7 separate regions of the Homo sapiens genome follow, and regions 1, 2, 3, 5, 6 and 7 are each linked to region 4. Evidence: chromatin loops called from intact Hi-C (ENCODE). Cell type or tissue: IMR-90. All regions are shown on one strand.

Region 1 (4,000 bases), 230 kb after region 4:
TTTACCATTCAGGTTACACAGAGAGTTAAAGTCAGGACCCAGACCTTCCAAGTCCCAGGCCAAAGCAGGTGATTATTCTGTAGCATGTGCTGTCCATATTCCTCGGCAGCAGTATATCCCAGCAGCAGCATAATTTCAGAAAAGGAATGAGAAAAGGGGATATATCCATTGGAGGGTACCCAGGATCAGGGGTTTCAAAGATGCACAATTCTGGGACACAGGGTGAGTAGTCATGAGAAGTGGAGATATGGGGTGGGGGTGCGTGATGGTTTCCGCAAACACAGGAGAAAGAAACATTAACAACGTGGGCCGTGGAAAAGGAATTAAACTTGTTTGGTTTCATGGAGCAGGTAGATAACTAGTGGGTGGATCGGAAGAAAGCAATTTATATGTCTGTGGTGAAACATACACACATAACGTAAAATCCACCATTTAGCCATTTTAAAGTATATCGTTCAGTGGCATTTAGTGCATTCAACAGTGTTGTGCAAACATCACCGCTACCTAGTTTCAGAACATTTTCATTATCCCGAAGGGAAACCCTGCACCCATTAAGTGGTAACTCCCCTTTCCCCTACCCCCCCAGTCCCTGGCAACCACTTATCTGCTTTCTGTCTCTATCAATTTGCCTATTATGGATATTTCATAGAAATGGAATCATACAATATGTGGCCTTTAGTGTCTGGGGAAGCAGATGCTTTTTTAACATAATGAAAATTGCAGGATGAAGAGTGTGGTTTGAAAGGGGGCTTGGTAATGACTTAGGATGCTTGAATTCAGGCCAAGGCTAGAAGTCCACATGGTAGGGATATTGCGGAGGGGCCTCTGAACAAGAAGTGGGCTTGAAAGGCTGGCTCTTCAGGGCTTTTCTGACCTGGAGATGGAGGCCCTCTCTGACAAGCCCCTGGGACTATCTCCCTTTTTCCCCACAACCCCACCTCTGCCAGTGATGACCAGTCTCTACCCTACGGTAAAACTCAGGTCCAACCACGTCCACTCCTTTTGCTAATTTCCCCTCTTTTCATTCTCCTCCCACCTCCGGGTCTGTTGACACTTGCTTGCCAATTTGCCTGACACACTGCAGACAATCTTCTCACTCAAGCATGTTTGACCTGAACATACAGCTTTCTGCTGAGCTGATCTGGAGTTTCAGTTGGCCGTTTGGGCAGCCAGACATGAATTAAGAACAGGGATAAACAAGGATGGCTTGAGCTTTAACTACACCGATTTGGCCCAATAGGCTCGGGGATAATCTATAAGACCTAACAGCTGAGGGCAATAAAATTAGCTACAAAGGGACTGCGGGGTAGAAACAATGTCTTCTGATACTTCACACAACACACACTCACACACAAAAGACACCAAAAACTCTCCGACAGAAGCCTTACAACAGCTTAGAGGAGAGGCATTGTGCTTGAAAAACTATATTTTAAAAAGCAGAGAGGAAACCCACGGTGACTGAAGTATCATTTTCCCGGTGGTGATCATGGATTTCATCCCAAGACCTGGAAATCATGTTAGAACTACAGTATCAGCCCAGCTTTGTGTCTAGGGCTTAAACTTGAAATGTTGTTTACATAAATAGTTAAGGAACACATACTGGGTTGAAGAGTGTGCTCTCCAAAAATGCATGTCCACCTAGAGCCTCAGAATGTGACCTTATTTGGAAAGAGGTCTTGGGAGATGTTATTAGTCAAGATGAGGTCATACTGGATTAGAATGGGCCCTAAATTCCGTGACTGGTGTCCTTATAAGGACATCAACGGAGGGCAGAAGGCCATGTGAAGACAAAGCGGACACTAGAGTGAATCTGCTGTAAGCCAAAGAAGGCCAAAGATTGCGGAAAGGAAGGATTCTTCCCCAGAACTTTCAGAGAGAGCATGATTCTGCTGACACTTTAGTTTTGGACATCCAGCATCTTGAACTGGGAGGGAATGCATTTTGGTTGTTTTATGCCACTCATGTTGTGCCAATTTGTTACAGCAGTCCTAGGAAGCTAACATAATACACTCCCAATTCCCTCTTCTTTTATACAATTGTACAACCCTATTTGAAACATGGAAAAGGCTCTTAGTTCTCACAAAAAAATCTCATTATATTTGGAGTTCAACTTCTGAACACGGGTTTAGAAACAAATAGGGTCTGATTTCACTGATTTTCAAAGGGCTTTCTTTGTAATGACTGGGGTTTGTTTTATTTGTTTGCTTGTTTCCAGGAGAAGAGAAGATTGGCCTCAGACACTTCCGTCTTCAGACCTGTGCCTCTCCTTTGAGGATCCCTTCCCCGAAGCTGCCAAGGAGAACCTTCCCTCACATTGTTCCTCCTTTGTTCCCCGCTCTCCTTTTCCAGGCTGAGAGACCTGGGGCCTTGGAAGCAAGCACACGCTGGCTGAGCTGTGATTCCTCCATGTTGATTATAATTTTTATCACATTATATGGGATCCCTCTGGTGGTTACTAGGGGATACGTCAGTTTTGAGAGATTGGAACCTAACCAAAGAAGCTTCAAATCTAGAGGATAAGGGGACTCAGAGTTTACAAGTCACAGCAAGCAGATGCTGGTCTGCTTTAGGTGCCTCTTACGGGGATTGTGAGAGGGCTCCTGGGGCCTGAGGAGGGTCTTCTGAGGTGTGAAAGGCTGTACTGGTGGTCCCTGAAAGCCATCGTCATTTGTGTGAGGAGGAGTACTGGAGGAGCTGTCTTACCACATGAAAAACAGCATGGAGCATCCCAGCCACATCAAAGGCACGGTTTGAGCCTTGGGCTGTAGAGGCTCAGAGAGAGTGACAAATAAGACCCTGGTGAGAGACCAATGGGGACAGTATTTCCAGACTTTGGCATGAAACAGATTTCTGAGCACCTCATGAAATGTCTGCAAGGGCAGCTCCTCAGAGTGACCCTCCCAAATCAATCAAAGCTGGCCCCCTATCTTAATTATGACTTACAAATAGAAGCATGCACCTGGCTGGATGCAGTTTGCCACATGGTTTACAATAGCGGTAGAATAAGAAATAACTTACCAAACGAGTACATTTTCTTGGCTGGCTGGGGCACTCAGAGTTGACACTGGTAAGGCTCCATTAAAATGCCTTTATGTTCTGATATACACAGATGTGTTAATTTATAGCATATTCATCAGAAGACATAAATTAATTGCTCTCTGATGAATTTTATAACACCTCCTTTATGCCTCTCCACCCTCCCCCTCCAAAGTACACTGAAAAGGTCAACAGCACTATCGAATGCAGCACACTTCAACTTCCTTCCAAGCTTATAATTAAAGCTAATTAGTAGCTTTGGTAATTAGCGCATGTAAGCTTTCTGCTTTCTGAATTAATAAGACTGAGTCAGGTTTTGAGCCAAGTAGACTTTTCACTCACTGGTTCTGATTCTTGAACTGTGTTTGGCTGGTTAATTTAAAACATGTCTGTTGAAAGTGGAATACTAGAAAGAAAACATACTTGTGATGGTCTGCTCTCAAGCCAGTGTGATTTATGAACAGGCCAAAGTGGAACTGTTGTCACAAGAGAAAATCAGAATGCTCTGGGTTTCCAATAACTGACCAGTCTCAACCTCTCAGTGTGAAATGAGTTGTGCCCAGTTACTATGTCACATGGACACAACACAACGTCAAGGATGCCCTTGCACACTTATGTCACCCTCTCATAACACATCTGTACTAAGCACATCAAATCCTCTTTATTTTAGGAGAATGCAGAGGCAATGGCAGTGGGGTGCCAAGATATAACTAACTGCTCATTTTGATTCAAATAAAAATCAAAGAGGAGAAAAATCATTAGTCAAATCAGCTTCTGCTTTTGTGTAGACAAAGTGATTCTCCAAATAGCTTCGTGTTTCTTTTTTTAGCCAGCATGTGGGCATCCTGCATGCCCAGACAGAATTAAAAGTGCATGTTTTAAAATCAAGAAATCAAATCTATATTCTATTAAAAGAAAAAATGTGATTTGTTTTCAGACTTTAGAAACAGTTGGGATAAAAATT
Region 2 (4,000 bases), 280 kb after region 4:
AATTAAGGTAATTGTTAAAATTTTTTTTGCAAAGAAAACATCACACCAGGTGATTTTACACGCAAATTTTTCCCAATGTTCAAGGAAGACATCATTCCAATTTTATGCAAACTCTTCCATATGATAGAAAAAAAGAGATTATTCCCCATAGATTCTGTAAATCAGTATAACCCTGTTACTAGGACCAGGCATAAAAATCACAAGGGAGGAAAATTACAGCCTTCTCTCACAAAGGAATATAGATGCAGACCATTCTTCTTAGTAGTATACTCAATTGTAAGGCATAACAAATTTTATTTCCAATATACAAGTAGCAGTGTAACATTACAGAAAGATTTCATTAGCTTTGGAATGTACCATTTTTCTAGCTGTATAATGTAGCAATGTTATCTAATTTCTCTAAGACTCAGTTTCCTTCTTTGCAAAATGGCTTTTTATAATATCTATCTAATTCTGTGGGAATTAAGGAAGTAAACAATATAAAGCCCTTAGCTCAGAGTCTGGAAGTAACAGTAAGCAATAATAAGTTACAGCTTCTATTTATCAAGTACTTAGCTCCCCGGCTGAGTATTTTTTTTTTTTTTAACTCTCCTTTAATCCCCACAACCACCCTGAATGGTGGAGATTATGCTCAATTAGTGAATAAAGAAACTGAGTCAAGTGGAATTTCAACAACTCACCCAAAGTCACATAAGTTGCAAAAAGTCACGCTAATGTAACAATCGCAGTCTCTGAATACTGATGCCTGGGGTCCTTTCAAATGTGGAGCTGATATTACCAGCTGCTATCGGGGACACAGCACTTCCTCTGAGGGGCACTGGAGTTCCTTCCACAAGGCATGGAATGTGTTCACCTTTTCAGGGGAAGCAGTTTTCAAGTTGGGGTTTGATTTGTGACATGTGAGATTAAATTGCAGCATTTCTAATGGAAAGGCTTCAGAGGGCAGGAATGAGCGATACACTGTCATTTCTCCATCTCTGCGTGAGGAACCTTAAGCACTAATGAGATCAGATATGTCACCGCAACTCTCTCCACTCTGCCACAGATTCCAGGTCAGAATATTTTTTTTTTTAAACATTCTGGCCACTTCACTGCCTACCTGCAACTCTCTACCACGTTCCTGACATATAAGATTTATGATAATTTACCTTAGGCAGGGCTTGGAGTTTTATTCCACCAGGTTATCAAAAATGTTGCCAATAATCTCTTTCATATTTTCATAGGACAAGATTATACAAATAATATTCCACCCTATTCTTTCCCTAGAGAAACTTACATATCGATTAGACAGGGAGGCCTAACAAAGATTCAAGAGTCAGTTTGTCCTATGAGCGTGGAAAACACCACTCCTGTTAAAGATTACAGAGTGACGTCACTTATGACTATGCTGTGCAAAGTGCTGGGTTTTTTTTTTTTTTTTTGTATCCTAAGGGGCTTTATGCTTGTCTTTGTACTATTGGTGCCTTGGGAAGGAAAACAAGAATGCATTTCTCAACATTTATGTCTGCAGCGATACTGGGAACTGTGAATGCTAACATATTTTTAAAGAGCTCTGATAGAGAGAAACCAGGTGGTGAAAGAAGGTAGTGAACAAGCCTGGATACAGAAAGGTTTAGAGTAGAACTTACGGGCGCCACCTGCTGGTCCCCTGACACCACTGCCCAGAGCTTCCAGTTCCCCTAATTGGAGTCTCAGCTTTATGGCCAGTTGGCTCAGCTGAATATTATTAAATGATTTCTGTCTTCAACTATGCTTAGACACAGCCTTGGAGACAAGTAAGTAATGCAGAGAGAGTAAAAGGGAGTGAGTAGATGTCAAAGAATGGTTTGCCCATTCAACATATGTGTGACTGCTGTGAAAGGTGTATGGGAGTTTCCCACATCATCTATCAGCAAAAAGACATAAATGGTGATCTTCCTTCCTTTTCCCACCTTCTTTTTTTTTTTTTTTTTTTTTTTTTGAGATGGAGTGCTGGAGTGCAGTGGAGCGATCTCGGCTCACTCCAACCTCCACCTCCTGGGTTCCAGTGATTCTCTTGCCTCAGCCTCCCAAGTAGCTGGGATTACAGGCGCCCGCCACTACGCCTGGCTAATTTTTTGTATTTTTAGTATAGACGGGGTTTCACCATGTTGGCCACGATGGTCTCAAACTCCTGACCTTGTGATTCACCTGCCTCGGCCTCCCAAAGTGCTGGGATTACAGGTGTGAGCCATCGTGCCCAGCCTTTTCCCTTTCTTTCTTGGAGAGAAATGATAGCATCTGAGGAGGCAGGAGCGAGGGGTGTCTTGTGGAGGTGGGTAGTGATGGCAGCCTGCTCTGTAACTGAACATGCAGGGCAACGTGGGGAGAGGGGTGCTGCATGGATGGGGGCAGTGGTGTTTCTAGTGTGTGAGGAAGCAGAGCAGAGGATGAGATGTACGCAGGTGGTGGGCAGTGAAGGCTAATATTGAACAAATGAGTATATATATTAAGGATAATGGGAACCAAGTTTCTGTCAGAGAAGGTATTTATAAATGTGGAAGGGGGAAAAGACTTAGATTTGAATTGAAGATACTGATATGAATTCATGTGGCTTATGTGTAAACATATACACATACCCAGATATGGAAATAATAATAAGTGTGTGTTTGTGTGGACTTATATGTACATATTTCCTAGCTCTGTGTTGACTGGGTCTCAAAGCATTGACATCACAGGAACAATAAGCATGCTAAGCACCCAGATCTTGATTTCTAAAATCATTCTACACGGACAGGAACCAGAGCTGCTTGGAGAAGTGGCTGATTCCAAGGCTGGACAGGGACAGTATAAGATGATCCTGGAGCATCTTTTTTGTACCAGAATATAAAGAAATGCTCAAAGAATGATGGGGAGATCTGGCAAGTACCAACTGGACCAGGTGATCAAGTGGGGATACGGTCAGTGTGGTTGCCTTCTGATGTGATATGCTGAGAAGAGCTCAGCAGCGTTTTTGTGGAATTCCTGCCAAGATGGCATGGAAGAATACATGACTTGAGTCTAATAATGAAGAAACAGTGGAAGCTCCAGAGAAAGAGTCATCCTACAGGAAAAAAAGACCTATACTCTTTAAGGCAGGAAAACACGAGACAGGGAAAGAATAAAAATCCATTCCAGGCTGGGTGCTGTGGCTCACGCCTGTAATCCCAGCACTTTGGGAGGCTGAGGCGGGTGGATCACCTGAGGTTAGGAGTTCAAGCCCAGCCTGGCCAACATGGTGAAACTCCGTCTCTACTAAAAATACAAAAAATTAGCCAGGCATGGAGGTGTGTGCCTGTAATCCCAGCTACTCCAGAGGCTGAGGCAGGAGAATTGCTTAGAAGCTGGGAGGCGGAGGTTGCAGTGAGCTGAAGATCGCGTCACTGCACTCCAGCCTGGGCGACAGAGGGAGACTCTGACTCTCAACAAACAAACAAACAAACAAAACCATTCCAGATTGGAGGAAACTGATGAAAAATAATAATTAAATGCAGTGTATGTTTCTGTATAGCATCCTGGACCAAAAAAGAAAATGTCATCACTGAGACAGTTGGCAAAATGTGAATGGGGCCTGTGGACTGAATGGTAGTGCTGTATCAGTGTTGATTCCTGATTGGAAGTGTTTTTATAATAGTAATGAGAAGAGTGCTCTTGTTTTGGGAAGGTAATCAAACACCTGAAGAGTGATGGAGCATCATATCTGAAAGGGAATATCTATATATTGATCTCTCTGAATGAAAGAGAATTAAAATGTTGCAAGGTGGATAATCAGGGTGAAAGGATACCGCAGTTCTTGCTACCCTTCTGTCGGTTTGAAACAGCTTCAGAATTAAAAAAAATACTAAAAGTGCTGAGCTCTGAGAAGAAGAAAATAGCATAAGTTTAATGGGAAAATTATGTTATACATGATTAGAATCCTTCTTTGTTTTCTGAGAAGACCCTTTGTTGGGAAGAATTGATGATCAGGAATGCAAATGAGAATGGCCAAAGGACAGCTAGCTGA
Region 3 (4,000 bases), 260 kb before region 4:
AATACATAGAGTGTGATCGAATATCACTTATTAGAGAATCCTGACCTCTTGATGTTTTTATTACTTTAGGGTGAATGTGAGGAGCATATGGATTTTTTTAGCTCTATAATTTCCTCTAAACCAAATGCTTCTACTTTAAATACGAAATTACAGCAGTAACATTCCCTAATGCTAACAGTAGAGTACATGACGGGGAAGGAATGTGTAATTTGTTAAAAGTAATTCCAGCTGTTTTATTGCCTTCCAATCCAAGATAATTGCACACAAAGATATTCATTTAAATTATTGACATTAATTCGCTAACTAGAACTTTAAATAATAACTTCATGCAAAAGAAAACTCAGTGAAGTCCCAGAAATAAACAAGATTTAACAACTCATTGGAACTGTTTCTACATTATTATAAATCAAGCCTACATTTCTGTAATTTTGGCAGAAACAATTTTCTTTCTGCATAGTATGGAGTTAAATATCCTGTATAGATGGGGCTTAATAAGTATATATTTTAGTTCTTATTAAAACAACTACACGGACAACTTTCTTCTTCCCTCTTTATTTTGTTCTTTATATAGTCCATTTCTAGAACTTGTAAACTGAAACCTTATCATAAAACATTCATTTCAATGGAATCGGTGGTAATTTCATGACACAGCCAACCCTCAGAATCAGCAGGAGACTGGTTCCAGGACCTCCCTCGGATCCCAAAATCCATGCATACTCAAGTCCCGGATATAAAATGGTGTAGTATTTGCATATAACCTAAGCACATGGGGCTGAGTGTCCCATATACTTTAAATAATCTCTATATTACTTATAATACCTAATACAATGTTAATGCTATGTGAACAGTTCTTATACTGTATTGTTTAGGGAATAATGACATGCAAAAAATGTCTACATTTTCAGTACAGATACAAGTTTTTTCCCAGATCTTTTCAATGGATGATTGGTTGAATCCACGGCAACTGAAGGCATGGATACCGAGGGCTGACTGTACTTTCATTTATCCCACAAATTCTGAAGCACCTACTATGCCAGGCATTGTCCAGGTGCTGGGATACTCTGCTGCATGAGTCCTCCTTCCTGCCTTCACAGGGTTCCCTTGTAGTAGAGGCAGACAATAAATCATTACATAAGATCATCTCAGCTAGTGCAGGGATCTGTAGAAATGTGAAGCCAGAGGCAGGCGGATCACGAGGTCAGGAGACTGAGACCATCCTGGCTAACATGGTGAAACCCTGTCTCTACTAAAAATACAAAAAATTAGCCGGGCGTGGTGGCAGGCGCCTGTAGTCCCAGCTACTCGGGAGGCTGAGGCAGGAGAATGGCATGAACCCACGAGGCAGAGCTTGCAGCAAGCCGAGATTGGGCCACTGCACTCTAGCCTGGGCGACAGAGGAAGACTCCGTCTCAAAAAAAAAAAAGAAAGAAAAAAGAAATGTGAAGCCAGGTGACGGGGAATATAGTGGTGGCTGGGCGGTGAGACCAAAGAGGGACCCTTTCTGAGGAGGTGACATTGAGCCGAATGGTAAGAAAAACCAACCCCTTAGGGGCTGAGTATACTGAGCGCTGAGGTGGGAGCAGCTTGGTGTGGGTATGCTGGAGGACGAGAGAGAAAGATGGGATGGCTGCAGAGCTGTGAGGAGGGGCAGGAGATGCAGTCAGCAAGGTCGGCTGAGGCCAGCCCAGGTAGGCTCTGGTCAGGGTCTGGATTTTATTCTAAGTATTTTTGTTGTTGTTGTTGCTGTTATTGTTGTGTTGGGTATTTGGAGGGTTTTCTTTCTGTTGTTTGTTTTTTTCTTTTTGAGACATGGTCTCGCTCTGTCACCCAGGCTGGAGTGCAGTAGTGAGATCATAGCACACCGCAGCCTTGAACTCCTGGACTCAAGCCATCCCCCAACCTCCTCAGCCTCTGGAGTAGCTGGGACCACAGGTGTGCACTACCACACCTGACTAATTTTTTTTTTTTTTTGGTAGAGATAGGGTCTTGCATGATCTGATTTATCTTTTAAGATCACTCCAGCTTGTAGGTGGAAAATGGAGTTGGTGGGGAGGATGGGTAAGAATGAGAGCAGGGTGTGTAAGATGGCCTCTAACCAGAGGTTCATTATTAGAATTGTCAGAGCCTCTGCTAAGTGGTTTTATTCGTGGACAGAACTTATTCTGCTTCATGTTCTCTCTTGACCTTGGGCTTCAGGATATTGGAGGAGATGATTCCCTCCAGATTTAATATCTTAAAAAGTCTACTCTCTGGACCCCAAGAAATTTCCCCAATGGCTCACCTGCCTCACTGCCCCACTGCTGGAACATTGAAGGTTCTTAGCTCTGCTGGTGAATTTAGTGGGTGCCTTGTGATACCACAGAGAGGCAGATGGGGGCAGCAGGAGCCAGAGGTGGAGACAGCGCTGCCTGGGAGGCCAGGGTCACAGGGAGCTGGCAAGAATCATGGCTCCTCCTGGAACATGGAGTTCCTTCCAGAGAGAGAGAGTGGCTTCGGAGTCCTGGCTTGACTTCATTTCAGAGTAGCAGATATTGTCCACACCAAATGGGAAATGTTTGGAACCTGGAACCTACTTCCTTCTAATCTTACTTAGGGTTGCTTAGCTGCAGAGTAATCTGAGAGTTACCCTGACACTAGGATGGGTGGGATATGATTTGAATCAAGTCTGTTTTACCATTATTCCTGCCTTGACTGTGTGCTTTAATTCTCTGAAAGGAGCGCTTGCCACCATTTAGCCTGGTGAATTCCTTGCAGGCAGAAATGGTGCCATGGTTCATTTCTGAATCCCAAAAACTTTCCATAGTTTCTGACATATAAAACCACTGACTATGTGAATGAACCACCATGTCCAATGTAACCAAGCTACAGTGTCTATGGCAGCTACCCGAGCAGGGCTTTATTTCATTCTTGTGTCTCAGTTCTATCATGGACCTCCTGTTGTGAACACTCTTCTTCAGAAGATTTGGTCTCTCTCGAAGGTCAGAACCACCTTCCTGGCTCTGAACCTCCTTTCAGTAACTAAGCCTTAGTAACAGGTTACTGGCTATCCCTCACTCTGCCTGACACTCCAGTGTTTTCTCCCTTCCCTCTCCTGCTCCCTGGCCAGAAGACTTCTCTTGCACTCTGCCTCTTAATCCCATCAGGAACATGGCAGATAGGTCATGTGAGTCTCTTGGCCCACCAGGTCAAATGTCTGACCTGGATAGGGTCAGCCAAGCCCCTGGTCCATTGAGTCCAGTCTAACAGCACACCATCTAAAACAGTAAATTCAGTAATAGGGTCACAACTTTTAAAATGACATTTCTGTTCAGGCTCCCATAGTGAAGTGACCCTGTAAATTAACAATTTTCTTCAGCCCACCTCCACTGCCCAAGATTGATGAGTCATATTTATTCTCAACATTAACAGAACTTTTCAAATGGAGGCATCAGAATTCACAACTGAGCTCTGTTCTTTGACCCACGGTTTGTACAGAAAAGAATTTCATACAAAGACATTCCATAGCTAATTTTCAGTACAGGTCAACGCATGCAATTTCAAGATGCCTTTGTAGTTGAGACTAGGAAGAGCATAGGAAATAAGAATAAGGCAGACAGAATTCCCACTGAAGGGTGGTCTCTTGAATTCATCCATGAGAAAGCATTTAACCTCTTGAATTGCAGTGAAAGGACTGGTCAGGGAATGAATAAATTGCCCGCACCATGGAAAACCAGGTGGCTGCCTGAACACATAGCAGAAGATCTAATTCAATTTAGCAAGATTGTGGAGGGGTTAAGAGCTTAAGCCCTGAAGACTGAGTCTGGGTTCTTATCGCTGCTAGATGTGTGACCACAGACAGGTCACTGAACCTCATTGTGCCTCAGTTTCCTTGATTATAAAATTGGGATAATACTAGAACCTTACTTTTAGAATTCTGAGGATTAAATGAGTCAATAATTGAAATTGCTTAAGCACAGAGAGTGGCACAGCAAATGGCAGCCTTGATTATTATAATCCTTAC
Region 4 (4,000 bases):
ATGTTCTCATATGACTGTACTGACCCATCCCTGATTCTCGCTGGGTTCCTGTTTCCCAGAACCTCCTTCTTTCACTCTAGCCATCACTCATCTGTGATCTCTCAAGTTGGATCCCCATTGTCAGTACCGGGGAGCCTCTGCTTGTGATCATAAGACTCCATCATGTCAATGACCTCTCATGCTCTTGCATTACGGTAGTCCACCCTTATCTTCAGGTGACCATTCCAAGACCCCCAGTGGATGTCTGAGACCACGAATGGTACAAAACCCTGTATACCTATATATACTATATTTTTTTCCTATACATACATGTCTATGATAAAGTTTAATATAAATTAGGCACAGTAAGAAATTAATGACAACAATAATAAAAATGGAACAATTACAACAATATCCCAGCATCACTACTCTTATGCTTTGGGGCTTTTAATAAGTACAATACAGGTTCCGTGAACACAAGCACGCAGTCCCTTGGCAGTCGATCTAATAAACAAACTCGCTGCCAAGTGACTAATGGGCAGGGAGTGTGGACAGTGCAGACACACTGGACAAAGGGAGGATTCACATCCCAGGCAGGACAGAGCAGGATTTCATCACACTCAGAGAGCATGCAATTTAAAATTGATGAATTGTTTATTTCTGGAGTTCTCCATTGAATATCTTCTGACTTCCAATTGACTTTGGGTAACTGGAACCATGAAAGCAAAATTGTGCATAAGGAGTATTACTGTGTTTGGTCTTTCCATGTTAAATTAAGTATTTAGATCAAACATAGGGATTGGAAATGTGAATTCTGGAGCCAGGCAGCCTGGGTTCAAGTCCCAGCTCCACCAGTGGCAAGCTAGAAATCCTTGTGTAAGCTGCTGGGACTGTCTGTGCCTCAGTTTTCTCACCTGTAAAATAAGGATAGTAATTGTATCTTCTTCAGAGAGTTGTTGTAAGGATTAAATGCCTTAATCCATGAAAACACATGTGACAATGCCTGGCATATGGTAAGTGCTCAACATGGGTCAGCTTCTGTATGGTCTACACATTAATGCATTTGGCTCAGAAGCAGTCTCCTAGAGTCCTCTTCCTAGGTGCTAAGAGCCTTCCATTGTGTGTGAGGCTTTCTCTGTGTTGAAATGTGTGTTTAAAATAAGGACTTGGGCCGGGCGCGGTGGCTCACGCCTGTAATCCCAGCACTTTGGGAGGCCGAGGTGGGCGGATCACGAGGTCAAGAGATCGAGACCATCCTGACTAACACGGTGAAACCCCGTCTCTATTAAAAATACAAAAAATTAGCCGGGCGTGGTGGCGGGCGCCTGTAGTCCCAGCTACTCGGGAGTCTGAGGCAGGAGAATGGCGTGAACCCAGGAGGCGGAGCTTGCAGTGAGCCGAGATCGCGCCACTGCACTCCAGGGTGACAGAGCGAGACTCCGTCTGAAAAAAAATAAAAAATAAAATTAAATAAAATAAGGACTTGACAAGAGCTGCTCACTGCCCAGGAGAGGTGGAACCTGGCGCAGTAAGCCCTGGGGTTGGACAGCATCTCTGTTCACCCAGCTCAGTGGGGGTGGCCCCTGCCTCAATTCCTGGTGGGCTGCATTGTCTCACACATGGTGGAGGCCCTGGGGAGAGGAAGGGACATAGCCAAGGAGACCTGGAGCCTGTGGCGGCCTAAGCCTCCAGCAGAGGCCAGAAGGCAACAGGCTTTGATGTGCTGCCAGGCTAAGAATGGGGCAAAATGCCAAGGAACAGAGTGATTGGCACCTCAGGCCTGCTGTCTCTGAATTATCATCTGCTTCTAGAGTTGCAAAGGCAGGTGTTGTCCTGAGAGACAGGCAGGGACAGATGCCACACATGCAGGAGCATGGCAGACGGATTCAAGCTGTGACCCTCCAGAGACCACAGTGATGGCTGGGTCCTCCATGCCCCCTTGGATCTCAAACCACCGGGCAGGTGACTGTCAGCCTTCCTGCACCTTTACCACCCCCGTAGTTACGGGTCTGTGGGCAGCTTCTCCCGAGCAGTTCTCCGAGTGGCCAGCAGATGGCGGAATTTCTCTTGTGTTCCAGACAGAGGCTTTCAATTGGCGTAGCATTTCCACTGCTGAGAACCAGGGAGAATTAAGTACTGGTAACATTTTGAAAATAAAATGTAGCAGGCAAAATACCTTGGAGACCACAAATTGGGAGAGCCTTTTAATTTTTTTAATTTTTCAGAAAAAAGATGAAATATACATTAGAATTTACAAAACACTTTTATATTCATCATCTCACCGTAAAAAGGGAAAAGATGAAAATCAGTTTTAACCCCCTTTTGGAAAACAGGTAGGCTGCAGCTGAGTCTTCCATCTGCATGATTGTTAGACTGTAAATTGGATCACTCGGTGCTAGTATGTGACAATATTATTATTGCTGTAATGATATTGATAATGAGAATATCAGAAATAATAGCTGCTATTTATTAAATGCCACTATGGGCTAAGCATTTTACATGCATTATCTTGTTTAATCCATAGAATAACAACACGATGCAGGGATACACAGTGATTTACTGTTGAATCTTGAGACTATAGCAGCAGCCTCGTGCTTATTGTCCCAGAAGTAACTCAGCATCACCAGACAAAAGCCACCAAGAGTTAACTCACAGCGGGATTCGTCCTCTCAAATAAAAACATGCCAACCTGTCCCTTTTGCTTAGAATTTAATTCTGCTACTATTTTCCTCTGTCCTGCTTAGCAGAACATACTACATATTACATTAATAATAACAGCAACAATAATAACAACTATCATTTATTCAATGCCTAGTATGTGCCAGGTGCTATTCTAAGAAAATCTTAAAACCTCACAGCAGCATTACTGGGTAGGAACTTTTAATCACCACTTTACTGATGAGGGAAATAAAGCCCAGAGAGGTCTGGCAGTACTTCTAAAGTCACACAGCTAGCAAACAGCAGTTAACTCCAGGGGTGGGAATCTGTCACTAAGTTAATGGCCCTCGTGTCTTAATTGTCTGAATGAATTTCCTACTGTATATTCCTTGGTTTCATCCCAGCGTCATCATTAGTCTGACGTTCTGCTTGTAAGAGCATTTTCTTGATGTTCCATTCTTTGCCTCCATGGGATTTTTTTTTTTTATGGTGAGTTTTGCCTCTGAGCTTGTGTCCATGCTAATTCCAAACCAAAAATACAGTCCCAGTTGGTGAGTCCAGATTGGTGGTAGGGACACACTCCATATCCCAAGATAACCCTGTATTTCTAAATTATTGGAGGGATTTGACTGTTTGGCAGAGCAAATGGGCATGCAAGATGTTCATCTCAGCAGAGTTATTTTACGTCTTTTTTGAGTGTGTCTCTTTTCTCTGGCTCAGAAGAAAGGGCACTGTAGGATGACTATAACTAACAGTAATTTATTATATATTTTAGATAGCTAGAAGAGAGGCTTTTGAATATCCCCAACAGAAAGAAATGATTGATGTTTGAGTTGATGTATGTGAATTATCTTGATTTGACCTCTATACATCGTACATATTGTAACTTCATGTTATACCCCATAAGTATGTACAATTATTATTTATCAATTAAAAATAAAATAAAAAGAAGCAAAGGGCACTTTGCTTCCTTCCTCAGCAGGTGTCTCATGGCCAGCACTGGCCGGAGTGTCACAGTTCTGAAGCCTTAACTTAGATCTCTCTCTGTTGTTCTCTCCCCCTCTCCCCTCTCTCCTTTGTCCCTACTCCACTTTCCTTCCTCTCTTGTGTGCTCTATTTCCAGACACACTTTTGGGTACCCCATTTGGATGAGAAAATACAGGTTAGGTGTACATATCAGCTTCCTGTGTGCTGTCAAACTTTCTTTATAACATTTGGATTTTGGAAGTGCCTCATGGGTGTATAGGATGGATTTTTGCCAGAAGGGCTTATTTTCAGGCCTCGTGAATACCTCTATCAGGTGAAGACAGCTGTCTCTTAACAACTCAAGTAATAGTGCCTGAGGCCTGGTTAGAAATCCTGT
Region 5 (4,000 bases), 860 kb after region 4:
GCCGTCTTCTGACCTGCAGATTTGCAGTATTAAAAAGATGCCCTCAGCTGCTCTGTGGAGCTGTGAGGATACAATGAGACTGTTGCATTCCACTGGAGAATAGAGCGAGTAACCAGTTTACTCAAGTGTCTAAAAGTGATTTTTTCACTAAGTACCTCTTACTAGCACTTAACACTGTGTCTAAAACACAGTAGCCATTTTCTGAACAAACATTACCTTTTTTCTTCCACAGAGAGGAAGAACCACAGAAGTATAATACAGAAACCCACTTCTGACTTCCACCTCAAAATTCTAAATATAGTACCTTTATGAGGTGTCTTACTTCTGAGCCAACTTGATTCTTACACAGCCTATCCCATTTTGTTCTGGTTCATTGTGGGTCTAAGGGCAATATTTTTTTTTCTGCCATAAACTGCTTTCTTGCACTGTTACTTTTACAAATCACATTAGCTAAAAATACTGCATTTTATTCTCTTATATCATTCTCTCTCTAAGGCAGGATACTTCACTCTTCACTGTATTTTTATAACTCTCATCTGGTATTTTTTTATGTCTGTTTTCTGCACTTATCTCCATCAAGTTTAGATAACAGTCACCAACTTCTTGATGACTCTAAGCTTTTACTGAACTTTGGGAGATTACATCTATGTAAGGTTCGATGTACTCTACTAATTAAAGATCTCTTTCTATTGCTTCCAGCAGTTTTCATTCCTTGAGATTAAGCCAATAGTTGCAAGGGTGGTGAGATTCAGGGCAGTGATAATTCTCAACTACTCTAAAGCAAGATTGCTCCTTTTTCTCAGTCCTGGTTTTGGGCCAGGTGCGGTGGCTCACACCTGCAACCCCAGCACTTTGGGAGGCCAAAGTGGGCAGATTACTTGAGGTCAACAGTTCAAGACCAGCCTGGACAACATGGTGAAACCCTGTCTCTACTAAAAATACAAAAATTAGCCAGCCATTGTGGTGCGCACCTATGGTCTAAACTACTTGGGAGCTGAGACAGAAGAATAGCTTGAACTCTGGAGGCAGAGGCTGCAGTGAGCTGAGATCGCACCACTGCACTCTAGCCTGGATGACAAAGCAAGATTCCATCTCAAAAGAAAAAAAAAAAAAAGAATGACCATTAACTTCATTCTATCCCTTACATGCAACATTCTTGCTCCATCATTTCTTTTTATGATGTTGGCCTAATGATTTAGTATTTAAGTTTTCTTTACAAACTGGATAACAATTAACAATTTTATAGCAAAGCAGGGGCTCTCCCAACTCAGAACCACTGCTCGCTCACTCTTATCCGTAGAATCAATTCAGGATGCTTAGTGTAGCTGTCGCTGGCTGTTTCACTGACCTATCTCTTGCCGACAGCTCCCTCAAAACTATCTCCCCACCTCCCACACATACTTGAAAGGGAACTAATGTTTATGCTTTCAATATTATTTAAGTATATATTTTAATTATTTCAAATCATTTAGTATTTTACTGGTGAAGGACGAAGGCTCAAGTTCTATCTTGTCCTCGGCTACACATGCAGTAAATGACAAAGCCATCTTACCAAAGTCGGGAGTCTGCATTTCCTAAGCACCTCACTGACATCCTGCAACTTGGCTTACAAACTTCCCTCAGCTCAAAACGCCTCTCAAACACCCCCTTCTGGTGAGCACTTACAGACTCTCTCATGTCCAGCTCAGAGTCTTCTCTTAGTAGCTTTTTATGGCCACCCTGAGACAAAATTAACTGTTGCCCCATGTGTGTATCCGTGGTCTCCTGCATAGTTTTATTAGAGGAAACATGCAAATACACTATTCCTCTGCTCACCCCACTGACCTACAGCTCCTTGGCAGTAGGGCTTTTATTTTTGTTTGCTTGGGTTTTTGTTCTGAGACAGGGTCTTACTCTGTCACCCAGGCTAGAGTGCAGTAGCGCAATCTTGGCTCACTGCAACCTCCGCCTCCCAGACTCAAGTAATCCTCCCACCTCAGCCTCCTGAGTAGCTGGGACTACAGGTACATGCCACCATGCCCAGCTAATTTTTGTATTTTTTGTAGAGATAAGGTTTCATCATGTTGCCCAGGCTGGTCTTGAACTCCTGAGCTCAAGCGATGCACCTGCCTTGGCCTCCCAAAGTACTGGGATTAGAGGCATGAGCCACCATGCCTAGTCTGGGCCTTTATTTTTAATTCTCAGGACTGACTATAGTTTTTGACACATTGTAGGCACTCAACATTCAACATCCAATAAATGAGTGTTGGACCTAATCTAGATAGCTACTACAATTATTAATGAAAAGGAAAGAGCTCTGAGGGAACATGCTTCCATCCATATGCGTCATCTATAATATACTGATAGTGATAAAAACTGAGTGTATAGTGAAACCGTGGTAAATATATCACTATATAGCATTTTTATCTTAACACAGAGGTTCTTTTAAAAGCTTCTGAGGATGGCTTATCAGTACTTCATAAGCAAGAGACTACTAGCATGCAGGCAATTTACAAATAAACATAATTCTAATTTTCACAGCTAAACAATTGAGAAGGGTCATAGGATCCTTAAAAACTGTTTATGAAAAATAGCTCCTGCCTCAAATAGCTCACATGGATCTACTGGGGGAAGCATTGGTGACAGGAGTAAAATTAACATGTTGCCAACCTACCAATGTGCTTTTCTTGGATGTTGTCACCTATTAACATCAAATCACCTATACTTGTTTATATTTGATTATGGTTTTTGAAAACACATTTTTGTGTTTGTTTTTTACTTATAAGATTAAAACACATCAAAACATTTGCTAGAAGAATTGTCTTTTTTTTTTTTACTGTGATAACACTTAAGATACATACTCTTAAGAAAATTTTAAGTGCACTAGATAATATTGTTAACTGTACACACATTACACAGATCATCTCTAGAACTAATAGTTCATCTTCCATAACAAACTTTATATCTGTCAGACAGAAACTCTCTATTCATCCCTGCCCCCATCACTATCCCCTGGTAATGACCATTCTACTTTTTTGAATTTGACTGTTTTAGATTTCTCATATAAGTGGAATCATGCACTTCTGTGACTGGTTAATATCATCTGACATGATGACCTTCAGGTTCATCTACATTATCTCCTATGACAAGGTGAATAATGTTCATATATATATATGTGGGGGGTGTACTATACATGTATATCACATTTTCTTTATATATCCATCTGTGGAAGGACATTTAGGTTGTTTATGTATTTTAACTATTATGAATAATGCTGCAATGAACATGAGAGTGCTAATATCCTTTGAGATACTGATTTTAATTCTTTAAAATACTCAGAAGTGGTATTGCTAGATCATGGGGTAAATCTATTTTCAAAATTTTAGAAATCTCCATACAGTTTTCTATAATCATTGCATCGTTTTATTTTCCCACCAACTGTTTAGAAGGATTCCAATTTCTTCATACACTTACCAGCACTTGGGTTTTGGGTTTGCTTTTGTGACAACAGCCCATCCTAACAGGTGTGAGGTGTCCTCTCACTGCGGTTCTGATTCACAGTTCCCTGATGATTAGTAATGGTGAACATCATTTCATATACCTGTTGGCTATTAGCATGTTTCTTTGGAGAAATTTCTATTTAAGTCCTTTTGCTCATTTTGTAACCAAGTTGAGTGGATTTTTTTGGCTATTGAGTTATAGGAATTCCTTACATATTTTGCATATTAGATGCATCAGATGTATGGTTCATTTTTTCTCCTATTCCATAGGTGGCTTTTCCACTCTGTTGACTGTTTCCTTTGCTGTGCAGAAGCATTTCAGTGTGAGGTAGTTTCAATTGTCTATTTTTGGTGCCTGTGATTTCGGTGTCCTATCCAAGAAATTATTGCCTAGACAAATGTTAAGGAGATTTCCCCATTTCCTTCTACAGACGTTATAGATTCAGGTTTTACTTCTAAATCTTTGTTTCACTTTGAGCTTATTTTTATGTACCACAGAATACATTAAAATTGGACCCTTT
Region 6 (4,000 bases), 740 kb after region 4:
AACTTCAAATAAAATAAGAAAAAATCATAATTTTTCACCTCAAAAGGAAACTGAGAAGAGAAGTATGATGTGACAGAAACTATGATTTCAAATGGAGGGTTTCTTTTGTTGTTTGTTTTTCAGAACTAGACTCACATTTTACAAAAGGCTCCCTACCCATAAGGAAGAAAGTTTTGAGAGTAATGAGGTTGATCTGAACTGTTAAAAACTTTCTAACTGAGATATAGCAACATATGGTGTGGCAGAATAAAAATGGCCACAAAATCTTTAACATTCCTTCCATCCAGAAGTGAGGGGTCTATGTTCCTTCTCCCTGAGTAAGGTGGGGCCACTGAGTATTTTCACTAAGAGAATTCAGCAGAGGCTGGGTGCGGTGGCTCATGCCTGTAATCCCAGCACTTTAGGAGGCCAATGCAGCAGGATCACTCGAGTCCCAAGTTCAAGAATAGCCTGGGCAACACAGTGAGAGCCTGTCTCTATTTTAAAATTTAAAATAATAATAATAAAAGAATTCAGCAGAACTTACTATGCCCAGGCCTCAAGAAACTGGCATTTCTCTTCAAACACTAGCTTTCAAATCCTGAATTGCTCTAAGATAAGAAGTCTGCCACCCTGAGGCTACCATATTATGAGGAAGCCCAAGACAGCATGTGGCGAGAGAAAGGGAAAGATGCCCACCCAACCTCCAGCTATCTGAGTCATCCCAGCTGAGGCTCCAGACATTAATGAACTGCAGTAAGCTATTCATCCTAATGCCCTGTGGGAATCTCTCACCCACAACCTTGGGAGACATAATAATAATAAATTGTCTTCAGCTATTGTGTTATGGAGTAGTTTGTTACACAGCAACAGATAGCCAGAACATACAATAAAATGGGCTAATCTTAAGTGTATAGCTCTGCTCTTTTGCATATGTATACACACGAGTAACCACCACCTAGGTCATAAGACATGTTTCCAGAAGCCTCTCTCTGACCCTACCCAGACATTTCCCTCAATAAACATCCCCATCCTACCCCCACACAAATAAGAAACCAGTATCCTAGCTTCTATTATGATAGACAAGTTTTGTCAGTTCTTGAATTTCATGTGTAGGAAATCACATAGAAGGTACGCTCTAGCATCCAGCTTCTTCCGTTCAACATACTATCTGTGAAATTCATCACTGCTGCTGCACAGGGCAGTAGATGGTATGTTTTCATTGCTCTGAAGTGTTGCATTTTGTAAGTATACTACAATTATCCATTCTGCTGCTGCTGATGGATATTTGGTTGCTTCCAGTTTGGGGCTTTTATGAATAAAGCTGTTATGAACATTCTCATACATCTTCCTGGTGGACAAATGCACTCATTTCTCTTGGGTATATACCTAGAAGTAAAGTTGCTGGATCGCAGGGCAGTGCACTCATTTGGTAAAGTATTAGTTCATATTCCAACTACTCAAAGAATTGCTCATCTGGGCCACGTTATCATTGTTTTCTCCCCTATAACTAGCAAATATTGAGGCAAAATCATGCTGCATTAAATTAAGCAATTTATGATTTGTCCTTCCATATTGACCTTTCCTGACTAACTACACAATAGTATTGTTCTCAATGATGTCTACTGTCATGAACATGACATTGTTCTTGGAAAAATCCTATCAGGCAAAGTCAACCTCTAAAATAGCATTGTAATAAATATGCAGAAATGTCACTTTTTGCATTAGCCCAAAGGTTTTGTATAGCTTAAGGATACATGCAGTAAGCTAACTATAAAAATAGAAACTTGACAGTGGGGATGTATGTGTGTGTCAAAATAATATTACTCTTTCTGGGTGTATGGCAGAAAAAATGACACTACATCCACCAGCATGATTTTTATAGATCTGCCTCTTTGCCAGATGTCACCTTTTATAAACTGCTTTATAAAAACATGACAGTATAAGTGCAATAGTGTGTTTATTGCTTGATAAACTTTAGTAATAAACTTAGGATAGGTTGAAAATTAAAGCCTTAGAGCCTATTCATTAAGCATTTAGGACAAGTGAGTAAGCAAAAAATGCAAACTATTAAATCCTAAATGTATGCAGATCAAGCCACTAGCAGCAAGCACTATTTCTCAATCAGTATGTCTTATGGAAATATCTGCCAGTTTCCTTGTCATTGAGCTAAATGCATTACAGCCACATCTAAAGCATGCCATTTGCATTGCTACAAATTTGAATGAAATCCAGAATGTTACAACTGCCACAGGCTCACTCAAAACAGATTAAGTCTTTTTCAAAACTGTTCTGTAACTTAGCACAGCATATTTTACATATGGCAAACCATGGTTCCAACAACTACTTTTCTGAAAAGACTTGAAAAGACTTTAAGGAATTTCTTAAAATAATTTCATAGCACACACTCAATATTTTGATTACTGATGGATTATACACAGCAATGTAGTGTGGTCTGAGGACTTTGGATTACCTGCAGAGCTTGTTAAATAGAGCGATCCTGTAGTCCTTTCCTAATCGATTGAAATAAAATCTCTGGAACAAGGGACCCAAGAACTAGGATTTTATTAAGTAATTCCAAATGATCCTTATTCACAATAAAATGTGTTAACCATAGCTATACAGTAATCTAATAAAAAGAAACTTTACAGGAAAGTATATTGGCCCAGAAGGGTGTCATTTTAAGTGAATAATGTATTCTTACATTCTTAGGTTCAAACTGTTACTCAACATTATATTTTTAAAAATTCAAATGGCTTATATTAGTTCATATTCCTTTTTTTTCTTGTAGTTATGTATGAACACCCACAAAATAAAATCTACTTAAGAACTTTTGAAAATCAATCCCTATAACAAGTGCATATATAACTAAATTTTCCTGATGATTCTATTCATCCTGGACTGACAATTGTTATCTTTGTAATTGATAAATGAAAAAAGCAGTAAAATAAAACAATCCCTTTACCAAATGGTCTATTAGAATTCCTCTGATGCTCATCACATTTTTCCACTGCTTACTATTCACCCCCAGATCTCATAAAATATTTCAGTAGTTAACTACAGCAAAGCTACTAACATGCAGTTTGTGTTGGGTGGATCCTCACAAAAGTGATGCTAATATATTGGAAATATATATACATATATCATTATATATAATTATATATATCATTATATAATCATATAATATGTAATTATATATGTGTGTGTGTGTGTGTGTATATATATATATATATAATATTTTCCCCATTAACAAATCAGTGTGCCAACATGACAACAAGTAGGAGAGACTGTCAAAGCTTCACAGTTGCTACAGAACTCTAGTACTGGGAAGTACTAGTTCAAAATTCCATTCTGGGCAAGTTTTTCTTCTTTTTTTTTTTTTTTATTTTGAGACAGGGTCTCACTCTGTTGCTGAGGCTGTAGTACAGTGGTGCAGTCTTTGCTCACTGCAACCTCCACCTCCTAGGTTCAAGTAATTCTCCTGCCTTAGCCTCCCTAGTAGCTGGGACTACAGGTGCATGTCACCACACCCAGACAATTTTTATATTTTTTGGTAGAAACGGGGTTTTGCCATGTTGGCCAGGCTGGTCTCAAACCCCTCACCTCAAGTGATCCACCTGCCTCGGCCTCCCAAAGTGCTGGGATTACAGGCATGAGCCACCATGCCCCGCCCCATTCTGGGCATCTTAAACAAAAGCAAAAACAAAAAACCCTGAACACATCATGGTATAATGCAGTGATAAAGCAATGTAGGGCTTTTCTGGACATTAAAATGTTTGAAAATAAGCACCAAGAAAAAAATCACATTAAGGAGCAAAAATTACAGTAACTGCTTGCCTTTTTCTTTGGACATCAAAAGAAAGAACTAACAAAAGGAAAGTCTTGCTCGATTTCTGATCATTTTATTTATCTTATTGTGAAAGAAACAACACTGAATCAAGAGTGAAATAGAAATCAACCAAATGAAATGACAGCAAAAGTTGCAAAGAAAGGCATCTGGGGGGTGAAAAAATAAATGTTC
Region 7 (4,000 bases), 930 kb before region 4:
TTAATTTGTGTTGTTAGCAGATATTACGGTCTGGTGCTTGTCTGGATGGACGGTGGGTATTTGAAAAAATAAAACATGCCTTCTGCTAATGATCACCTCACTTTAAAAAGCCATCATCCCCTTTTGTTTCCTGAAGGGAAGGACTACTTGCTCACAATGCTTCTGTTTCTGGGTCCCCATCAGCCGTGGCTACATTCAAGTTTATCATAAGGCATTTTAAAGCTTAGTTTCATCTTTACGCTTTTTTTCCTTTTCATTCTGACAGATGATTTCCTTGCTTCTGAGTCATCTGGACGGAATGAGGGAAGAGGGGAGCGAAGGGGAAGAGGAGGGAAGGGAGAAGACTAACATAGCTTGCCTGGACCCCTCCACCAGTCAGGCTGGATACCCTTCCACCAATTATTTCAGGTTATCTAATCTTCACATCAATTTTATGGAGTGGAAACTATAGCTGCCTCTATGTCACAGATGAAGAAACTGAGGCTCAAGAGGCATCACTTGCTTCAGGTCATGCCGCCAGTAGTCTCTGACACCGGAGACTGGACGTTTTCCATAAACCTGGCCCCAGGCCACGCTGAACATCAGTAGGACTCCAGGCAGAATGTCTGGTCCTCAGCCCCTGGCCTGTCCCCATCTCCTGTTGCCCCTGTCCTCAGCTCTATCCTGTACCAGGAGGAGGGACCTTGCACACCGCATGTGGGCACTTCAGTGGGCCCATCCAGGCTCCATCCACAGCACCCTCCCATCAAGCAACAGCCAGCCCCTGGTCACCCCTCCATCCTGGGGGAGTGTCAGAAGCCTGGGGGTGGGGCACACCTGGTAAGAGACCTGCGTGGGCCCTGATGCAGACTCCAGGTCAGCACACTCCTAGCTCTGCGGACTGCTCACCCATGAGTTGGGATGGAGATGGAGGAGGGCCGGGTGGGGTCTTATGAAGCCCTGGGCTGAGGACAGGGTTCCAGCTGCCCATCTGACGTTTCCTGAGCTCACTTCTTAAATAAAGCATTGCACTTGAATCCCTGTCTCAGGATCTGAGTCTGGGAGATCCCAACTGAGATGGCCAGAAGGAGTTTCGAAAGCAGCAGGACACCCTCAACCCCCCACCGCACCTCTTCCTGGGTGCCTCCTGTGGAAAGAAGCACCAGGTACCTCGAGCCACCAGGTCCCTTGCCACATGAAGAGGCTCAGCCCTCTGCACCGCACCCCCGACTGTGACTTCAGTGTCAGCAGAGGCACCTACCTCCAGAGTACATGTCAAATGCCTTCTGTCCCAGCACAGCTCCCGTGGTTCCTAGGGGTTAAGAGGAGAACGATTATCCCCTGTAACACGTGTCATTCTGCCTGTCGTTCTGCTGAAAATGCCTAATCTGTAGTCTAAGATCTAAAAACAGAATAAGAATCTAATGAAATCAGGTCCTATAAAGAGCACGCAGGACTAAAGTAGGTTTCCAGGAATGGCTGGGCTCATCTGAGAGGTTCAAGAACGTAATGGCTGAGGACATCTCTGGAATCGAACTGAGTCTACTCAGTCTGAGTCGGTGTTCTGTCCTACCAGTTTCTAACGCAGGACTTAGCATTTTGACCTCAATTTTTGCATCTGTACAATGGGTTGTGGGAACTAAAGGAGATACATTTAAAATATTAATAGTAGTCATACAAGATGAATTTTAGCTGCAAAATCAAAATCAAAATGACAGTCGTCATTATTATTCCCACCTAAATAGAAAACCTACAACTGGAGTCCTCCACCTCTTGAAGGCAAAGGGATTTGTGTTGGGCTAAGCGGTACTCAGTTTCCCAGGGTCCAGTAACCTGGATTGCGTTTGTGGGTTTTGTGGGAGGAGGTGGCCGAAGGCCAAGCCCTCCAGGGAACCGAGTCTTCTGGAGGAACGTTACAGTTCGCGCTCTCCGCCGCTAGATGGAGGCGTTGCAGAGGGGATGGCAGCTCCGAGGCTTACGGAGGAGGGTGGGGACCAGGCCTAGGCTGTCCAGGTGGCGCGAGCAGGCTCGCTTAGCAGCCCCTCCAGGATTCTCGGGAGCCACGTAGCGTGAACGGAATGCTTCACCTGGGGCTCTTGGAAGGAGTCTATGAACCCATGGGGCTGCTTTTGTGATCGCGTGCGCTTGTGAATGATTCTGCAATTGGAGAGTGTTGGGGGTGGGGGTGGCGGCCAGCATAGCTGGAAGATCCTGAGGACTCTCTGCCCCACTAAAGGTTAAAGACTACTGGATCCTTAGCAATCCTTGTGTTGTTCTTGGTCATATAGATGAGGACACTGAGCCCCTTACATGATTTGTTGGGCTTCCCCACATCTGGCATACATAGCACGCATGTATACAGTAGGTGCTGTATGTGTGGTTGAGACATTTCTAGTCTAGGGAGGTAGTTCAGGTGAATGATTAAGACCTGCAGTTGACTCGATCCAGGTTCAAACGTAGGTGGTTTTATAGGCTGTGTGACCTTGGGCAAGTTGCTTAACCTCTTTTTTTTTTTTGGACAGGGTCTCTCTGCAGTCCAGGCTGGAGTGCAGTGGTGTGAGCTTGGCTGACTGCAACCTCGACCTCCCAGGCTCAAGCAATCCTCCCACCTCAGCCTTAGCTGGGACTACAGGTGTGCGCCACCACACCCAGCTAATTTTTTTACTTTTTGTAGAGACGGGGCGGATTCGGGGGGTGGTTCACTGTTACTCAGGCTGTTCTTGAACTCCTGAGCTCAAGAGATCTGCCCACCTCAGCCTCTCAAAGTGCTGGGATTACAGGCATGAGCCACTGCACCCAGCCTGCTTAACCTCTTTGAGCCTTAGTTTCTTACCTGGGAAATGGGGATATTGAGCATAGCTCCATCCTAACACAGTGATGGGGTTAAATGAAAAGGCACAGTAAGTGCCCAATAAATGCTAGTTCTTATTGCCATTGATGGTTATTTTCATCCTTTTGGCTTTGTGAGAAGCAGGGAAAGAGGCCTAGTCTGGGGCCATCTCATTGGAGAATATTCAAAAAGCTTTTCTCAGGTGCGACCCATTTAGGGGAGAAAGTCAGCAGGTTTCAGCCAGGTCAGCTGCAGCCTGTGCCATTTCCTGCCTGCCCTCGCTGTGGGGTGAGGGCAGATGGATGGGAGTGTTGATGTATGCTGAGGCTCCTACAGTCTTCTGGGGTCTGGCATGCACAAAAGAGCGCTCTGAGACCAGCCTGGGCACACCCTCCCTGCAGGAGGGATGCCACTTCATTGAGGCTGGAGTGGAACAGGCCTGGGCCCTCCTCAAAGCTGCAGAGGAACGGCTGCACTCAGCCTCCTGCCACTCCCTGCCCTGGCCCTTCCTGGGCTCCTAGGAAGTTGGCCAGGGCTGTCCTCTGACTCCCATCTGTCCAGGAACAGCCCCATCACTGCTCCAGGCCTCGACTTCTCCCCTGACCCATTAGGGTTTCTTGGCAGAGCGAGAAAAGGCTTTCTCTGGAGTGAAGTGCAGGGGCTTGGAGCTGGCAAGGCCGGGGCTCCCATCCTACCCTGTTCCTTCCTAAGTGTGCTCATGTGGTCCTGCCACACACAAGCTCGACAAGTTCCTTCCTGAGCATCCCTTACACCTTTTCCCCAACTTGCCCTGACCTTTGTCCCAGAAGTGGCCCTTACAGCCAGTTCTTAGAAAACTCTGTTTTCTAAGAACAGAGGCAGAGAGGAGGTCTGGCTGGGGCTAGACCACCTGGTCCTTACCTGACCCTGTAAGTCCACTCCCTCCTGAAACGTGTCCCTACTTCAGGCTTGGCGGCCCTCTGGCCTCCTGTTTAAGTGTGTGTCCTGCAGGAGATGCAGGGTTATCAAGGCCATGGATTCCCTTGTGGTCTCCCTGCCTCCAGCCCCCCTACTCCAAGCTGGAGGGAGGTTTCTGGAGTGCATGCCTGGCCCCTCACACACTGCTCAAAGCCTTTCCGTGGCTCCCTACTGCTCTCGGCTTCCAGTCACACTTCTTAGCAGGCTTGCTAGCTCCTCATCCTCTGGCCTTGC

The links. A loop is a pair of places that touch in the nucleus more often than their neighbours do. Peaks named below come from ENCODE experiments on the same cell type or tissue, not always from the same donor. Only the 100,000 strongest peaks of a DNase experiment are listed, where the experiment ranks them.
Region 1: a loop joins it to region 4, with 15 times the contacts of the local background. A loop is called at or near these places in 23 of 110 quality-filtered maps.
Region 2: it touches region 4 in a loop (13-fold over the local background); 98 of 110 quality-filtered maps call a loop at or near these places.
Region 3: a loop joins it to region 4, with 9 times the contacts of the local background. A loop is called at or near these places in 19 of 110 quality-filtered maps.
Region 5: it touches region 4 in a loop (7-fold over the local background); 5 of 110 quality-filtered maps call a loop at or near these places.
Region 6: it touches region 4 in a loop (3-fold over the local background); 2 of 110 quality-filtered maps call a loop at or near these places.
Region 7: a loop joins it to region 4, with 4 times the contacts of the local background. A loop is called at or near these places in 4 of 110 quality-filtered maps.

The regions. Positions count from the first base shown.
Region 1 is chr3:59,807,517-59,811,516 of GRCh38, forward strand. The region is part of intron 8 of FHIT (fragile histidine triad diadenosine triphosphatase); the gene reads right to left. It overlaps CFAP20DC-DT (CFAP20DC divergent transcript), which reads left to right. Exons shown (of 7, transcript XR_002959675.2): 7 at 2,216-3,794. Among named protein-coding and RNA genes, the nearest start is that of CFAP20DC-DT, 720 kb to the left of the region's middle. RefSeq lists enhancers at 687-1,322, 1,957-2,590, 2,591-3,224. In IMR-90, a CTCF peak has its summit at 2,425 (motif pointing left); a DNase peak (open chromatin) is centred at 1,685; H3K27ac peaks cover 911 bases.
Region 2 is chr3:59,856,302-59,860,301 of GRCh38, forward strand. All of the region lies in intron 8 of FHIT (fragile histidine triad diadenosine triphosphatase), which reads right to left. All of the region lies in intron 1 of LOC105377113 (a long non-coding RNA gene), which reads left to right. Among named protein-coding and RNA genes, the nearest start is that of MIR548BB, 760 kb to the right of the region's middle. In IMR-90, a CTCF peak has its summit at 1,632 (motif pointing left); a DNase peak (open chromatin) is centred at 1,630.
Region 3 is chr3:59,311,173-59,315,172 of GRCh38, forward strand. The region is part of intron 4 of CFAP20DC-DT (CFAP20DC divergent transcript); the gene reads left to right. Among named protein-coding and RNA genes, the nearest start is that of CFAP20DC-DT, 230 kb to the left of the region's middle. In IMR-90, a CTCF peak has its summit at 2,381; no DNase peak of the experiment used is centred here.
Region 4 is chr3:59,573,580-59,577,579 of GRCh38, forward strand. All of the region lies in intron 6 of CFAP20DC-DT (CFAP20DC divergent transcript), which reads left to right. Among named protein-coding and RNA genes, the nearest start is that of CFAP20DC-DT, 490 kb to the left of the region's middle. RefSeq lists a silencer at 1,864-2,158. In IMR-90, a CTCF peak has its summit at 2,029 (motif pointing right); DNase peaks (open chromatin) are centred at 512 and 2,052; H3K27ac peaks cover 253 bases.
Region 5 is chr3:60,430,116-60,434,115 of GRCh38, forward strand. All of the region lies in intron 5 of FHIT (fragile histidine triad diadenosine triphosphatase), which reads right to left. Among named protein-coding and RNA genes, the nearest start is that of MIR548BB, 190 kb to the right of the region's middle. In IMR-90, a CTCF peak has its summit at 1,635; no DNase peak of the experiment used is centred here.
Region 6 is chr3:60,314,441-60,318,440 of GRCh38, forward strand. The region is part of intron 5 of FHIT (fragile histidine triad diadenosine triphosphatase); the gene reads right to left. It overlaps LOC107986015 (a long non-coding RNA gene), which reads right to left. Exons shown (of 2, transcript XR_007095935.1): 2 at 1-4,000. Among named protein-coding and RNA genes, the nearest start is that of MIR548BB, 300 kb to the right of the region's middle. In IMR-90, no CTCF peak of the experiment used is centred here; a DNase peak (open chromatin) is centred at 2,161.
Region 7 is chr3:58,638,887-58,642,886 of GRCh38, forward strand. FAM3D (FAM3 metabolism regulating signaling molecule D) reads right to left here. Exons shown (of 10, transcript NM_138805.3): 7 at 1,241-1,291. Among named protein-coding and RNA genes, the nearest start is that of FAM3D, 26 kb to the right of the region's middle. RefSeq lists enhancers at 1,545-2,045, 2,046-2,546 and a silencer at 1,848-2,007. In IMR-90, a CTCF peak has its summit at 1,921 (motif pointing right); a DNase peak (open chromatin) is centred at 1,905.